Regions from separate parts of the Homo sapiens genome. Here region 1 is linked to region 2. A link is an interaction called in ENCODE POLR2A ChIA-PET data of the cell type or tissue named here. Cell type or tissue: OCI-LY7. All regions are shown on one strand.

Evidence for each region. Peaks named below come from ENCODE experiments on the same cell type or tissue, not always from the same donor. Only the 100,000 strongest peaks of a DNase experiment are listed, where the experiment ranks them.
Region 1: POLR2A ChIA-PET joins it to region 2 with 5 read pairs; 2 of 35 experiments call an interaction of 5 or more read pairs at or near these places.

What each region holds. Positions count from the first base shown.
Region 1 is chr12:93,429,080-93,437,079 of GRCh38, reverse strand. The region is part of intron 1 of UBE2N (ubiquitin conjugating enzyme E2 N); the gene reads left to right. Among named protein-coding and RNA genes, the nearest start is that of UBE2N, 8.9 kb to the left of the region's middle. In OCI-LY7, no CTCF peak of the experiment used is centred here; a DNase peak (open chromatin) is centred at 849; H3K4me3 peaks cover 2,741 bases; H3K27ac peaks cover 3,637 bases.
Region 2 is chr12:95,366,952-95,374,951 of GRCh38, reverse strand. The region is part of intron 7 of LOC105369917 (a long non-coding RNA gene); the gene reads left to right. Among named protein-coding and RNA genes, the nearest start is that of MIR3685, 61 kb to the right of the region's middle. In OCI-LY7, no CTCF peak of the experiment used is centred here; no DNase peak of the experiment used is centred here.

The sequences.
Region 1 (8,000 bases), 1.9 Mb after region 2:
TGTTGCCTAGGCTGTTCTCGAGCTCCTAGGCTCAAGTGATTCTTCCACCTCGGCCTCCCAAAGTGCTAGGGTTAACAGGCATGAACCACCGTGCCTGGCCTAGACTTTATTGTAACTAATTGCTTATTCATAACTTTCAGAATGTTTCCTAAATTGTGCTATATAAAAAATGCTGTAACGAAGTTTTGTATGTATGGCATTTTGCACAAGTGTGAGTGATATTGAGTCTTAGTAGTTCTGTTTTAAGCTAGAATCTTTAGTTTCGTTTTTCTGCCTTATCTTCTGGACCAAAGCTCTTTTAGCCAATAAAAGTGACTGAAGCTGGGCATGGTGGTTCACACCTGTAATAACAGCTCTTTGGGAGACTGAGGCCCAAGGATTGCTTGAAGCCAGGAGTTGAGACCAGCCTGAGGAACATAGTGAGATCTCCATCTCCACCAAAAAAAAAAAAGTGAGCAGTTAAAGCTTAAAGTCATAAAGGTTAGGAGGTACCTAAAATGTCCCTCAAATGAGAGGTTCTGCATAATCCTGTCATAAAGGAGAATCACTTTCGGGAACCGATAAGTGAGATCTATAGTTATGGCCTTGGTCAAAACCAAATCTGTTTCAGCTTTACATGTTACGTTGATACAGTGACTGACATTCCTTTAATGGTCTTTTCAGAATTAATCATGAGGGCTGAGCACTGTGGCTCATGCCTATAATCTCAGTACTTTGGGAGGCTGAGGCGGGAGGATCCCCTGAGCCCAAGGTTTCAAGACTGGGCTGTACAACATAATGAGACCTTGTCTCTACAAAAAGATAAAATGAAAATTAGCCAGGTGTTGTGGCACACATCTGTAGTCCCAGCTACTCAGGAGACAGGTGGGAGGATTGGTTTGGCCCAGGAAGTTGAGGCTGCAGTGAGCCTAGATCGCGCCACTGCACTCCAGCCTGGGCGACAGAGTGAAACCCTGTCTCAAAATAGTAATAATGATAATAATGAAAATGATAAAATACAGTCTTGGGAAAAAGTAGTTAACTTACCCTAGGGGTTGACTTATTTGATTAAAACCTAGTGAGTCAACCTGCTGGAATTAGAATTTTACCAGTCTTTCGCAGAATTTACTTTATGTCTCCCTTCCCCACTGGTCCCTTGTCTATGGTGCTTAAAAATTTACTTAAGAAAATACATTTAATTAATTTTTTGAAACAGGGTCTCTGTCACCCAGGCTGAAGTGCAGTGGAAAAATTTACTCTTCTATTTGGTGTGATTTAGCCTCAAATTCTTAAAAATCAGATACAGTCTGATTTTACATTGAGACTTGAGTTTACTTTTTTAATAGGATTTTTTGAAGTACACACATTTTTTCCTGTTACTGTTTAAAAGCCACTCATTTGATAGGTATTCTAGTGCATAAGGTATTTTTTTTTGTAAGAAAAGTGATTTAGAAAACTCACCTTTTATTTATTTGAGACGGGAGTCTTGCTTTGTTGCCCAGCCTGGAGTGCAATGGCACAATCTCGGCTTACTACAACCTCTGCCTCCCAGGTTCAAGCAGTTCTCCTGCCTCAGCCACTGGAGTAGCTTTACTCTCTGCCTTGAACATTTTTTTTTTCTTATTTTGAGATGAAGTTTTGCTTTTGTTGCCCAGGCTGGAGTGCAATGGCGTGATCTCGGCTAACTGCAACCTCTGCCCCCTGGGTTCAAGCAATTCTCCTGCCTCAGCCTCCCTAGTAGCTGGGATTACAGGTGTATGCCACCACGCCCAGCTGATTTTTGTATTTTTAGTAGAGGCAGGGTTTCACCATGTTGGTCAGGCTGGTCTCGAACTCCTGACCTTTGGTGATCTGCCCACCTCGGCCTCCCAAAGTGCTGGAACTACAGGTGTGAGTCACCGCGCCTGTCCTATCTGTTGTTTTAAGCTCTGAAAATACTTGTCTGATAATGTTTTCTTCCAATTAAAAAAAGGCATGGAAAAGTTACCATGATGTTTCAGAAATATATGTACCTCCAGGTGGGGGCAGGGAAACTTAGCCAGGTATGGTGGTTCATGCAGTAATCCTAACAGAAGACTGAGGCAGGAAGATCCCTTGAATCCAGGAGGCCGGGGCTGCAGTGAGCTATTAGTGGCACCACTGCACCCCAGCCTGGGTAATAGAGGCAAGACCCTGTCTCTTAAATAAATAAATAAATAAATAAATAAATACAAACTCATTATGATGAAGACAGATTTGTTATAAGTTGTAATTAAAATCACCTTTGGAATTTAAGAAAAAACTTGTAAAAAATTTGACTAGGAACAGTGGTTCTTTAGTTCTTTCAGTTGTCTCACTTAAGAATTTTCTGACCTCTTCCTAGGAAAAAAAGCTATTTTTTTTAACGTATGACTTCTGGGGATTCAGATTCTTGCCAAGTTTATTTGTGGATTCCCTAGGTCTCCATGTGCTCCATGTTAAGAATCCTTGAACTGCTTTTGATAGTGATTAAACTTTCAGGCTCTAAAGATACTGTTTTAATATACTATCTAATGTTTTGATTATGAAATGTGAGCATAACTGAAAGTAAGTTAAAAATAGCAGTCAGTTCAGTATTCTTTTTTAAGCTCCTCTGTGTCAAGCAGTTCCTTTAGTCCAGATTGATCAACTCCTGCACAAGTGAAATTAAGTTTTGTCAAATTATCAAGTACTTTAGTATTCACTGTGCTAAATGACTGTGACTGGAAATGTTATGCATTTGCTTTGCTCAAGTTTGGAATTTTTTCCACACGTGTTAATGACCACTCTTAAAACCAGAGTTTTTTTTTGTTGAGACGGAGTCTCGCTCTGTCGCCAGGCTGGAGTGCAGTGGCACGAACTCGGCTAACTGCAATCTCCACCTCCCAGGTTCAAGCGATTCTCCTGCCTCAGCCTCCCGAGTAGCTGGAATTACAGGCACGCGCCACCACACCCAGCTAATTTTTTTTTATTTTTAGTAGAGACGGGTTTCACCATGTTGGCCAGGATGGTTTCAATCTCCTGACCTCGTGATCCACCCACCTCGGCCTCCTAAAGTGCTGGGACTACGGGAGTGAGCCACCAGAGTTTTACACATTAGAGAACATCTGTTCTATCCTTTTCTTTCTCTGGTGAGGAATTTGTAGGCCAAAGAAGTTGGATGACCAGATTCCTGATGTACAATTCGGTTCTTCTTCTTTTTTCCCTATACCTTATAGGATAGTTTACCTGTGTAAATGGATTTAAGAAGAAAATATGCTACAGATTCAAGTTGTATGGATTCTGAACACACATTATGTTTTCTGTTATAATGAACTATGGATGCATATGTGCTATAGAAATAAATACTAGAAACAAGGAAATGAGGACAGCAGCATCCAGCAGGGGCTTTTGACATTACAATTATAGTAATCAGAGTTCTGATTTAGGTGCCAAATTCGTATCTTATACAGTGCTGCTTTCTAAAAACAAAATAAATATGAGAGGCATAGTTTATGTAATAATATTATATCAAGGAAAAGAATTCTTATGTGTGTATGCGAAAAACGAGTTGGACTGTTGTTTCATTAGAGTTGAAATTTTCTTTGCAAATGTAATATATGAAGGAATGAATGTGGATATACCAATTAGGCAATTAAATAATAGGGAATCTTTTAACTTCAGCTAAAATCTTAGCAGCTTTTAAAATTTCTTCCCAAGTGAAGTGATTGATGGCCCTAGGGTCTTTTGTGGCAGAAACATGACTGTGTGGTTGGAAGAACTGGATAATTGGTTAAGAGCCCTCAGAATCAACAGAAATACTTCATTATTATTCATTCTTTCAAGGGCTACATGACACCATTGGGGGCATTTTATATTTTTTAAAAATCCTGGCCAGGCGCGGTGGCTCACGCCTGTAATCCCAGCACTTTGGGAGGCCGAGGCAGGAGGATCACAAGGTCAGGAGATCGAGACCATCCTGGCTAACATGGTGAAACCCCGTCTCTACTAAAAATACAAAAAAATTAGCTGGGCGTGGTGGTGGGTGCCTGTAGTCCCAGCTAGTCGGGAGGCTGAGGCAGGAGAATGGTGTGAACCCGGGAGCAGCAGAGCTTGCAGTGAGCGGAGATCACCCCACTGCACTCCAGCCTGGGCAACAGAGCAAGACTCCGTCTCAAAAAAAAAAAAAAACCTGAATGAAGCTATTCTAAAATTTCTTGAGTACTTAGGCACAGACATTTTTGGTTTTGAATTGGCCAGTAACTGAGATGCTTCTGAATAATTAGGATTCTACTGTAATTTAAAGTAATTTTAGATACTGGTTTCAGAATCTAAGGTTGACATATTTTGCATTAAAACAACTGGCTATGTTGTCTTTAGATTTTCAATTTTTTTTTTAGTTTTCAATACCTTCACATTATGTCTCTGTCAGTTTGGTTAATTTTGGGCAAATGAATTTATATTTTGAAAGTCTTTACAGTTCTAGGGATTGAAGGCATTGTAGTTAAGGAAACACTAGAAAGAACTAACAAATTTATATCATGAAACCATTGGTGATTTTTTTATTGCTCTGTAACTTTCTTAAGATTATAGCTTATACTCGGGAAAATGTTAGTAAGTAGCTGTTTTGTTTTGTTTTTTTTTTTTTGTGACTCTTAAAGACAACTAGATTACCATCTTACTATGAGGCAGGGACAAAGTGGTTTTAGTAACATAGGCCGATCCCAAGGCCAAATTTCAGTTTTCTGTAACCTTGTGATTTGCGTGTCTCTTTATTATCCATTCATGAGATTTTTTTTCAGTTCAATTAATTGGACATTCATTGAATGCATAATATGCATTTACCAGTAAGCCAGGTGAACAAGAAAGGCATCCCTGTGTAATGGAAAACACAGTCATGAAACAAATTTCTGTGGCCCAGGCTGGAATGCAGTGACGTGACTTGGCTCACTGCAACCTCTGCCTCCCGGGTTCAAGCAATTCTCCTGCCTCAGCCTCCTGAGTAGCTGGGATTACAGGTGCACGCCACCACACCCGGCTAATTTTGGTATTTTTAGTAGAGACAGGGTTTCACCATGTTGGTCAGGCTGGTCTCAAACTCCTGACCTCGTGATCCGCCCGCCTCAGCCTCCCAGAGTGCTGGGATTACAGGCAGGAGCCACCGCGCCCAGCCGAGGAAGTGTTTTTAAACTTGAAGAGTAAGAGTTTGCTGGGCCAAGAGAAGGAGGGAGTGTGAGTGAGTTTTTGGCACATGGGGCAGCAGATATGAAAGCTGGAAGGAGAGACAGAAAGCATGGCATCATCTAGAAATATAGTATGTGATGGATAATAGAATCAGGGTCTCATCAAAAATAATTATTACTGTTTAATGACTGTGTTCAAAGAGTTGGCATCAAGAATTGTTAGGCAAACAAAGTGTTTCTAATTATGAAATTCATATTTAGTCTGTGAACTATTCACTAGCATGCAGTGTGGCAGCTGTTCCTGAAGTGAGGTTGGTCATATAGTTTTTATTATGTAAAAATAGACATCTTTCATTGGCATCGTGTACCAGGCACTGTTCTAAGCATGTTACGTGCATTAATTTACTTAATTCTAATTGCAGTTTTATGATGTGTGGATATTAGTATCATTCCTATTTTATAGCTATGGGAACCTGCACAGAGGGACTTATTAGTTTCTAGAGCTATGATTTGAACCCAGGTGGTCTGATTCTGTAGACTGTGGATACTGAAGAACATGTCTATTCCTAGATAATAACTGGCAGTGCATGTATTTTTATACTGTATCATTTGGACACATGAAGTGGAAACATGTTTAAGAACAGGATCTAAGTGCTTAGCTTACTTGTTTTGGGTTGTGTTTTGTTTGTTTGGTTGGTTGGTTGGCTTTTTTTGAGACGGAGTTTTGCTCTTGTTGCCCAGGCTGGGAGTGCAATGGCACGATCTCGGCTCACTGCAATCTCTGCCTCCCAGGTTCAAGCGATTCTCCTGCCTCAGCCTTCCGAGTAGCTGGGATTACAGGTGCCCGCCACCACACCCGGCTAATTTTTGTATTTTTAGTAGAGACGGGGTTTCACCATGTTGGCCAGGCTGGTCTCGAACTCCTGACCTTGTGATTCGCCCGCCTTGGCCTCCCAAAGTGCTGGGATTACAGGCATGAGCCACTGCGCTTGGCTGTGTTTTTTTTTTTAAGATAGGGTCTCACTGTGTTGCCCAGGCATGATCATGGCTCACTGCAGCCTCAGCATCCCGAGTAGCTGGGATCACAGGCATGCACTACCATCCCCAACTAATTTAAAAAAATTTTTTATATATATATAAAATATATATTATGTACAATATAAAATATATATACATATATAATATATATTACATAGAGACAGGGTCTCCCTATGTTGCTCAGGCTGGTTTTGAACTCCTGGGCTCAAGTGATCCTCCTGTCTCAGCCTCCCACAGTGTTGGGATTACAGGCGTGAGCCACTGAGCCTGCCGCTTTTCTTGGTTTTTTTTAATCAGAAGTCTCTTTATTGTAATTTAATTAGAGGCTTTCCTACAAACATGAGACCCTGTTTAGTAACATAGTTCACTTTAAGATGGAATGCCTCTGGTCTGGATGGCATATTCTTTTCCTCCCCCTCCCCACCCAGCCAGTCCTGGATTTGAGGAATTTTGTGGTTCTGGTGAGAAGGGACTCTTTGCTGCTCTTTCTTACCGGCAAAATATACAGTCTTGAATCACTTAACGATGGAGTTACTTTCTGAGAAATGCACCATAGGCAATTTCATCATTGTGTGAACATCATAGAGTATATTTATACAAACCTAGATAGTGTAGCATGCTACACACCTAGGCTATGTTGTATAGTCTGTTGATCCTAGGCTACAAACCTGTTTAATATGTTACTGTACTTAATACTGTAGGCAGTTGTAATGCAGTGGTAAGTATGTGTGTATCAAAATAGGAAAGGTACAGTAAAAATCTGGTATAAAAGATAAAAAATGGTATACCTGTATAGGGCACTTAACCATGAAGGAAGCTTGCAGGACTGGAAGTTGCCCTGGGTGAGTGAGTGGTGAGTGGATTTGAAGGGCTAGGACATTACTGTACACTACGATAGACTTTATAAGCATTGTACACTTAGGCTACACCAAAAAATTTTTTAAAATGTTTCTTCAATAATAAGCCTTGGCTTACTGTAACTTTTTTATTTTATAAACTTATATTTTTAAACTTTTGATTTTTTTGTATTAACATTTAGCTTAAAACACACATCATACAGCTGTGCAAAAATATATTTTCTTTATATCCTATAAGCTTTTTTCTCTTACAATCTTTTTTAAAAAAACTTTTTTGTGAAAAACTAAGACATACACACACATATTAGGCCTATTCAGGATCAGCAGTATCACTGTCTTCCAGCTCCTCTTGTCCTACTCGAAGGTCTTCAGGGGCAGTAACACACATGGAGCTGTCATCTCCTGTGACAACAGTGCCTTCTGGAATACCTCCTGAAGGACCTGCCTGAACCTGTTTTACAGTCAACTTTTTTTTTTTTTTTTAACAAGCAGAAGGAATACACTCTAAAATAATCAATAAAAGTATAGTATAGTAAATACTAGGCAATAGGAATTTTTCAGTTCCATTATAATGTTGTGGGACCACTGTCTTTTGTGCAGTTGATCATTGACTGAAACTCATACAGCGCATGACTGTATTTAAAGTACCACTGAATCAGACTAATTTTAAACGAGAATTTTTTTTCTCAGTAAGTCTAAAAATATGTTAGAGTTATCTTGCATTCATTTATATATCAAGTTGAGTTTTGTGTTTTCTTTCTTTCTTTTTTTTTTTTTGAGACAGAGTCTCCCTCTGTCGCCCAGGCTGGAGTGCAATGGTGTGATCTTGGCTCACTGCAACCTCCGCCTCCTGGGTTCAAGCAGCTCTACTTCCTCAGCCTCCTGAGTAGCTGGGACTACAGGCGTGCACCACCACACCCAGCTAATTTTGGTATTTTTAGTAGAGACGGGGTTTCACCATGTTGGT
Region 2 (8,000 bases):
AGTATTACATACATTCACATTGTCATGCAACATCACTATCAATCTCTAGAACTTTTTCCTCTTGTAAAACTGAAACTCTGTGCCCATTCATTAAACACTAACTCTCCATTTTCCCCTTCCTCCAGCCTCTAGTCATCATGATTCTTCATTTATTTATTTATTTATTTGAAACGGAGTCTCACTCACTCTGTTGCCCAGGCTAGAGTACAGTAGCATGATCTCGGCTCACTGCAGCCTCCACTTCCTGGGCTCAAGCGAGCCTCCCACCCACCTCAGCCTCCCAAGTAGCTGGGACTACAGGTGCACACCAACACACCCGACTATTTTTTTTTTTTTTTAATTTTTTTTAGTGACGGGATCTAACTATGTTGCCTAGGCTGGTCTCGAGCTTCTGGACTCGAGCAGTGCACTCACCTTGGCCTCCCAAAATGTTGGGATTACAGGCATGAGGCACCATGCCTGGCCTTCATTTCATTTTTCACTGGGCTTTTTTGAGTTGTATTCCTATCACTTACTTGATCTGTACTATACTTTCCCAACCCCCTTCTTTTTTTATTATTATTATTATTATACTTTAAGTTTTAGGGTACATGTGCACAATGTGCAGGTTAGTTACATATGTATACATGTGCCATGCTGGTGTGCTGCACCCATTAACTCGTCATTTAGCATTAGGTATATCTCCTAATGCTATCCCTCCCCCTTCCCCCCACCCCACAACAGTCCCCAGAGTGTGATGTTCCCCTTCCTGTATCCATGTGTTCTCATTGTTCAATTCCCATCTATGAGTGAGAATATGCGGTGTTTGGTTTTTTTGTCCTTGCGATAGTTTACTGAGAATGATGATTTCCAATTTCATCCATGTCCCTACAAAGGACATGAACTCATCATTTTTTATGGCTGCATAGTATTCCATGGTGTATATGTGCCACATTTTCTTAATCCAGTCTATCATTGTTGGACATTTTTCCCAACCCCCTTCTGGACTTCATGATTGGCTTAATTTACAAACATATTGGGTAGAATGAGGGGTCTGTGAAAGGTAATGAATTTGGAAAGTAGCTTGCCTTTCACATTGGGCTGCAAAGAAAGTAGGTTGAAAGAAATGTTTGGGCCAGACGCAATGGCTCATGCCTATAATCTCAGCACTTTGGGGGGCCGAGGCAGGAGGATCACTTGAGGTCAGGAGTTCGAGACCAGCCTGGCCAACATGGTGAAACCCCATCTATAATAAAAATACAAAAATTCGCTGGGCATGGTGGCACATGCCTGTAATCCTAGCCACTCAGGAGGCTGAGGCAAGAGAATCACTTGAACCTGGCAGGCAGAGGTTGCAGTGAACCAAGATCACGCTGTTGCACTGCAGCCTGGACGACAAAGCAAGACTCCGTCTCAAAAAAAAAAAAAGAAAGAAATGTTTGGCATGAAAAACCATTTCCTAAGTGTCAGACATCTATCTGTGAATTATGTGTATGGCTCCAAAAGTAGAAGACTCAGTGGTATGCTTGTTACAATTGTTAGTGTTTTGGTATGCTGGAGTTAGCCCATCAGATATTCATGTGAAAGCTCACACTACTGGGAGAAAATTAAACAAACAAAAATCTACCTTGAAAATGTCATGCCTTAACATTCTCCTTTGGAAATACTGTACAAAGATAATATAAAACATCTAAAAATAACGCATATTTTAAAAAGATTTGAAAAAAGAATACATTTTCACAGTTTGAGAAGTTGATTCTTGTTATGCAAACTTGAACATTTATTTTTGAGGGGTGGGATGCCTGGGAAAATTACAGATTGTAGGAGTTGTTTATGGAAGTTACAAAAAGGGACTCTGATGATTATTTCATGCCATTTTTGAATGTGAGAAATAAATATGTCAATATTTATTATGAAAATAGCATAAGGAAGATTTCCATGCATATAGAGAGGGTGTCTGCATTCACAGCCTTTGGAAAATGGTCAATTTCATGGCAGAAATGAATATAAATTGTTCCACTCAAACCTTCAGAACTGCAGTCCTTTGATAATTACAATGTTGTTTTCTGATTTGGTTTCTCTGCTAATATTACCCATAACGTTTTCACGTTTGTGAGTTTCCTTACACATTTCACAAGTATCTTCTTTTCTCATTTCAAAAGTAATGTATTCAACACAAAAAATTAATGATGCATTTTCCCAGTCTATATAAATGCATATAAGAATATTTTTTCTTTGACTCAGTACGGAATCATATAGTACATGCTACCTTGACATCTACTTTTTTCTCCACACTTAACAACGTTCTATGAACATCAAAGGGCCTTTGTGATACTACTTTCCTTAGAAGCTAAAGTCCATACATATGAAAAGGAAGCAAATTCCTCACACTGAGAAACCGTGACTATAAGCATATTTCATCAATTTATAAACATTAAAAAGTATAATTTCTAAACATTGGTTTATATTAAATATCTTTTAAAAAATGATCACCAGTTTAACAGTGCCAAGTTCTTTTGACAACTTAAGAGCTGAAAACTGGCCAGGAACAGTGGCTCATGCCTGTGATTCCAACACTTTTAGAGGCAGAGGTGTGAGGATTGCTTGAGCCCAGGACTTCAAGACCAGCCTGGGCAGCATAGTGGGACCCCATCTCTACCAAAAATAAAAAAATTAGCTGGGCGTGGTGCATGTGCCTGTAGTCCCAGCTACTTGGGGGAGCTGAGGTAGGAGGAGATTGCTTGAGGACAGGAGGTTGAGGCTGCAGTGAGCCATGATTGCACCACTGCCCTCTAGCCTGGGTGACACAGTGAGACCCTGTCTGAAAAACACAGGCATAAATCTTTACAATCTTGGATTCAGCAATGGTTTCCCAGACACAGTGCCAATAGCACAAGTGAGGGAAGATAAAGTAGATCAATTAGACTTAATGAATTTTAAAACATTTGTGTTGCAAACAATATAATCAAGAAAGTGAAAAGACAATCCAAAGAATGGGAGAAATTATTTGTAAATCATATATCTAATGAGGGACTTGTATCAAGAATATATAAAGAACTCTTACAACTCCACAATGAAAAGATAACCCAGTTTCTTCAGTGGGAAAAAGATCTGAATAGATATTTCCCCAAAGACATATAAGCAGCCAATAAGCCTGTGAAAAGATACTCAACATCATTTGTCATCAGGGAAATGCATACCAAAACCACCATGAAACATCACTTCACACCCACTAGAATGGCTAAACTATTTTAAGTTACTATACTTAAAAAGACGGGCAACTAGTTTTATTTATTTGTTTTATTTTCATTTTTTATTTTTTTGAGACAGAATCTTGCTCTGTCACCCAGGCTGGAATGCGGTGGCGTGATCTCGGCTCACTGCAACCTCCGCCTCCTAGGTTCAAGTGATTCTCCTGCCTCAGCCTCCTGAGTAGCTGGGATTACAGGTGCCCACCACCACACCCAACTAATTTTTGTATATTTAGTAGAGACGAGATTTTGCCACGTTGGTCAGGCTGGTCTCGAACTTCTGACCTCGTGATCTGCCTGCCTCGGCCTCCCAAAGTGCTGGGGATTACAGGCATGAGTCACCACGCCCGGCCCAGACAAGCAGTTTTTGTGAGGGTTTGGAGAAATTGGAGCCCTTATTCTTCATTAGTGGGAATATAAGTTTAGCCACTTTGGAAAACAGTCTGGCAGTTACTAAAAAAATTAAACATGGAGTTACCATATGAACACCAATTCTACTCCTATATACTCAAAAGAAATGAAAACATACATCCACACAAAAATTTGCATATGAATGTTCATAGCAGAATTATTCGTAACAGGCAAAAAGGGGAAACAACAAAAATGTCCATCAACTTAGAAAAGGATAAACAAAATGTGGTATATCCGTGCAATAGAAGATTATCCAGCCATAAATGAAGTACTGATCGATGCTACAACATGGAGGAACCTTGAAAACATGCAAAGTGAAAGAAGCCAGTAAAAAAAAGATGACAGGTTGAATGATTCCATTTATATGAAATGTTCAGGATGGGCAAATCTCAGGTTTGGGCCATAATCCCAAAAGGCACAATCCTGAGTGCTGTGACCTGGAATGATCAAAATCCCTAAAGTCTAAAGTCCCAAAAACCACAATCCCAAAAGATCAATATCTCAAAATTAGAATTCTGGAAAAAATAGGCTGGGCGCAGTGGCTCACACCTGTAATCCTAGCACGTTGGCAGGTCAAGGCAGGCAGATCACTTGAGGTCAGGAGTTCAAAACCAGCCTGGCCAACATGGTGAAACCGTGTCTTTACTAAAAATACAAAAATTAGCCAAGCGTGGTGGTGGATGCCTGTAATTCCAGCTACTCAGGAGGCTGAGGCAGGAGAATTGCTTGAACCTGGGAGGCAGAGGTTGCAGTGAGACGAGACTGTGCCACTGCACTCCAGCCTGGGCAACATGAGTGAGACTCCATGTCAAAAAAAAAAAAAAAAAAGAATTCTGGAAAAAATAATTTTTAGAAAATACAAGGACATTTATTTACATTTTTAAAGGAGATTCATTTGAGAAACATAGAAACACAACAGAATACACAATAAAAGACAATAATAATATACATATTTTTAAGCATAAACATCTAGGTATACTAACTACAGTTGCAAGAGTACAGTTACAAGTGGATGAAATGTATTATTAAAGAAATAGGTCAGAAAGCAAAATGAATAAATACATCACTATGGTTGGTAATTGCATGCACCCAGCTTTATAACCTCAGTCATCTGAAATACTGTGACCGGCAAACTAAGTCTTTTGATGAGACTGATCAAAAACCACGATGGGTCAGCACCACATATGCAGCCACCCAAAGAGCCAAGATCTCGAGAAGTTTTCTCTTTCACAAATGCATGTGCACAGAAAGGACATCTCTTCATCTATTGAGGAAGATTCAACATTTTTGCATACACACGTGACGCTTACACACAGAGTCAATGTGATAATGTACTTTTGTGAAGTCAAATTTGTAAAAAACAAAATACATAAAATGAATTAGAACTCTAAAAGTCTTTACACAATTTATACCTCCAGTATTGAAATAATGCAAAGATGAAATCCATAGCATAGCAAATTGCAAAAAAATAATGTTGACAATTTAAAATTGTGGGGAAGGGCTGGGACTCCGTGGCTCATGCCTGTAATCCCAGCACTTTGGGAGGCCGAGGTGGGCGGATAACCTGAGGTCAGGAGTTTGAGACCAGCCTGGCCAACCTGGAGAAACCCTGTCTCTACTAAAAACACAAAAATTAGCCGGACATGGTGGCGGGCACCTATAATCCCAGCTACTTGGGAGGCTGAAGCAGGAGAATCACTTGAATCTGGAAGGCGGAGGTTGCCATGAACCAAGTTTGGACCACAGCACTCCAGCCTGGGAGACAGAGTGAGACTCCATCTCAATAAATAAATTAATTAATTAAATAAAATAGTGGAGAAAATACTAAAAAAAGAAAAAAAAAACTAAAAAAATTAAGAAGAAAATTCGGCATGTGAAAAAGTATATCGATTATGGGCAATTGCACAGAGGTTGTCCATAGAGCTGACCAACTTTCACAATCATTAACTATATTTGAAGCCTCTCATGTCCATGAATACCTGCTTTCTTTTTCCCCTTTTAGGGTATGAATACATTTACAAAGAATACATTCACATTGCTTTTCTACGTGGCACTGCTCTTTTTGAAATTCTTCTGAGTTAAGATACACCAACATGAACATTCCTGTATAATGTTCACATCTTTTGTGCCATACTTCTGTGTAATTTTGGGTATACAGTAATCCACTCCACAAGCACTTTTATGGAGACCACAAATTTCACAGAAACCATGTTGTTGATTGAACTCCAACATCGTTGTGCATTCTTTTATCCTACTGTGCACATGATTATTTTTGAACCAGCCAGTAACTTTGCTGGCTTCTTCAAGCAAATTTGGCTTTAATTCATTAAAAATTCCTAGAATTTCATCAGCTGGAAGGGCTGCCAATGCAGACAAAGGATGCATTTTTATTTTTATTTTTCATTTTTTTTGAGACAGGGTCTCACTCTGTCACACAGGCTGGAGTGCAGTGATGTGATCACAGTTCAGTGCAACCTCAACTTCCCAGTCTCAAGTGATCCTCCCACCTCAGCCTCCTGAGTGTAGGACTACAGGCATATGCCACCACACCTGGCTAATTTCCTTTATTTTTTGTAGAGTTGAGGTCTCGCCATGTTGCCCAGGACTCGAACTCCTGGGCTCAAGCAATCCTCCCGCCTTGGCCTCCCAAAGTGTTGGGATTACAGGCATGAACCGCTGTGCCCAGCCAATGATGCATTTTTAAACTGAAGTTTTCATCACTGCATTATAATGTGGCCAATCCACTCACCTGAATTTTCCACCAAATGCAAATAAAGACAATGAGAAGGTAATAGTTCTGCATAACATGATGCAACTAACATGACTCAACTGTCCTAAATACAACCCAAAACGCATTAATTCCTTCCCTAGAATTCAGCTTTCTAAGATTTCCAATTTCAGGATTTTGATCTTTCAGGATTACGATTTTTGGAATTTTAGATGTTAGATATTTTAGACTCTAGGGATTTTAATGTTTCAGGCTTGCAACGTTCAGGATTATGGCATTTGGAATTGTGTCTTCAGGGATTATGACTGGCACTAGCAAATCTCTAGAGGCACAAAGTAAGTTAGTGTTTGCCTAGGGCTTAGGGGTTGGGAAAGAATGGGGTGACTGGTAATTGGAATAGGATTTTTTTGGGGGGGGTGTCAAATATGTTTTGAAATTAGATTGTGGCAATGGTTGCACAACTCCATGAATATACCAAAAACAATTGAATTCTACACTTTGAAATGAAATAAATTGTCTAGAATGTGAATGATATCTCAATAAAGCTGTTTAAAAAAAAAATCTGGCCTGGACAGCTTTGCTTCTATTTATATAGCCGAAGAGAGATTCTGAGAAGCCCTTTTATTGCAAAACACCTGGATACTGAATACATTATAACTAAGAAAATTTTAAATGTATTACTGAGTTACAAGAAAGTAAGGAAACTAGTCTTATTGTTTAATAATTCATACATAAGAAATAAAATAATGGTAAAAACAGAATAAAACCGCTAAAACCAAAATTGTAAATAATTTTTTTTTTGAGACAGAGTCTCACTCTGTCACCCAGGCTGGAGTGCATTGGTGCAATCTTGGTTCACTGCAACCTTTGCCTCCTGGGCTCAAGCGATTCTCGTGCCTCTGCCTCCTGAATAGCTGGGATTACAGGCACCTGCCACCATGTCCAGCTAATTTTTTGTGTTTTTAGTAGAGACGGGGTTTTGCTACGCTGGTCAGGCTGGTCTCGAACTCCTGGCCTCAAGTGATCTACCTGCCTCGGCCTCCCGAATTACTGGGATTACAGACATGAGCCACCACAACCGACCTATATTTTCTTTCTTCTTTAAATTTAATTTTATTTTTACTTTAATATTTTTTGGGAAACAGGTGGTGTTTGGTTACATGAATAAGTTCTTTAGTGGTGTTTCTGAGACCTTGGTGCACCCATCATCTGAGCAGTGCACACTGTACCCAATGTGTAGTCTTTTATCCCTACCCCCACCCATCCTTTCCCCCTGAGTCCCCAAAGTCTATTGTATCATTCTTATGCCTTTGTGTCCTCACAGCTTAGCTCACGCCCAGCCTATACTTTCTTATGGGGAGAGAGGGAATATGAATTGGGAGGAGTGCATCGAGGCCTTAAAGTTATTGGCATTGATAATGTTCTCTTTATTTTGCTAGGTAGTGGGTACATGGGTATGTCTTTTATTAATAATATTCTTTTTCCTATATTCTTTAAATTTCATTTAAAAAGTACACATCGCCAAGCACAGCGGCTTACGTCTGTGATCCCAGCACTTTGGGAGGCAGAGGTGGGAGGACTGCTTGACCCCAGGAGTTCAAGACCATCCTGGGCAACATAGGAAGACCCCA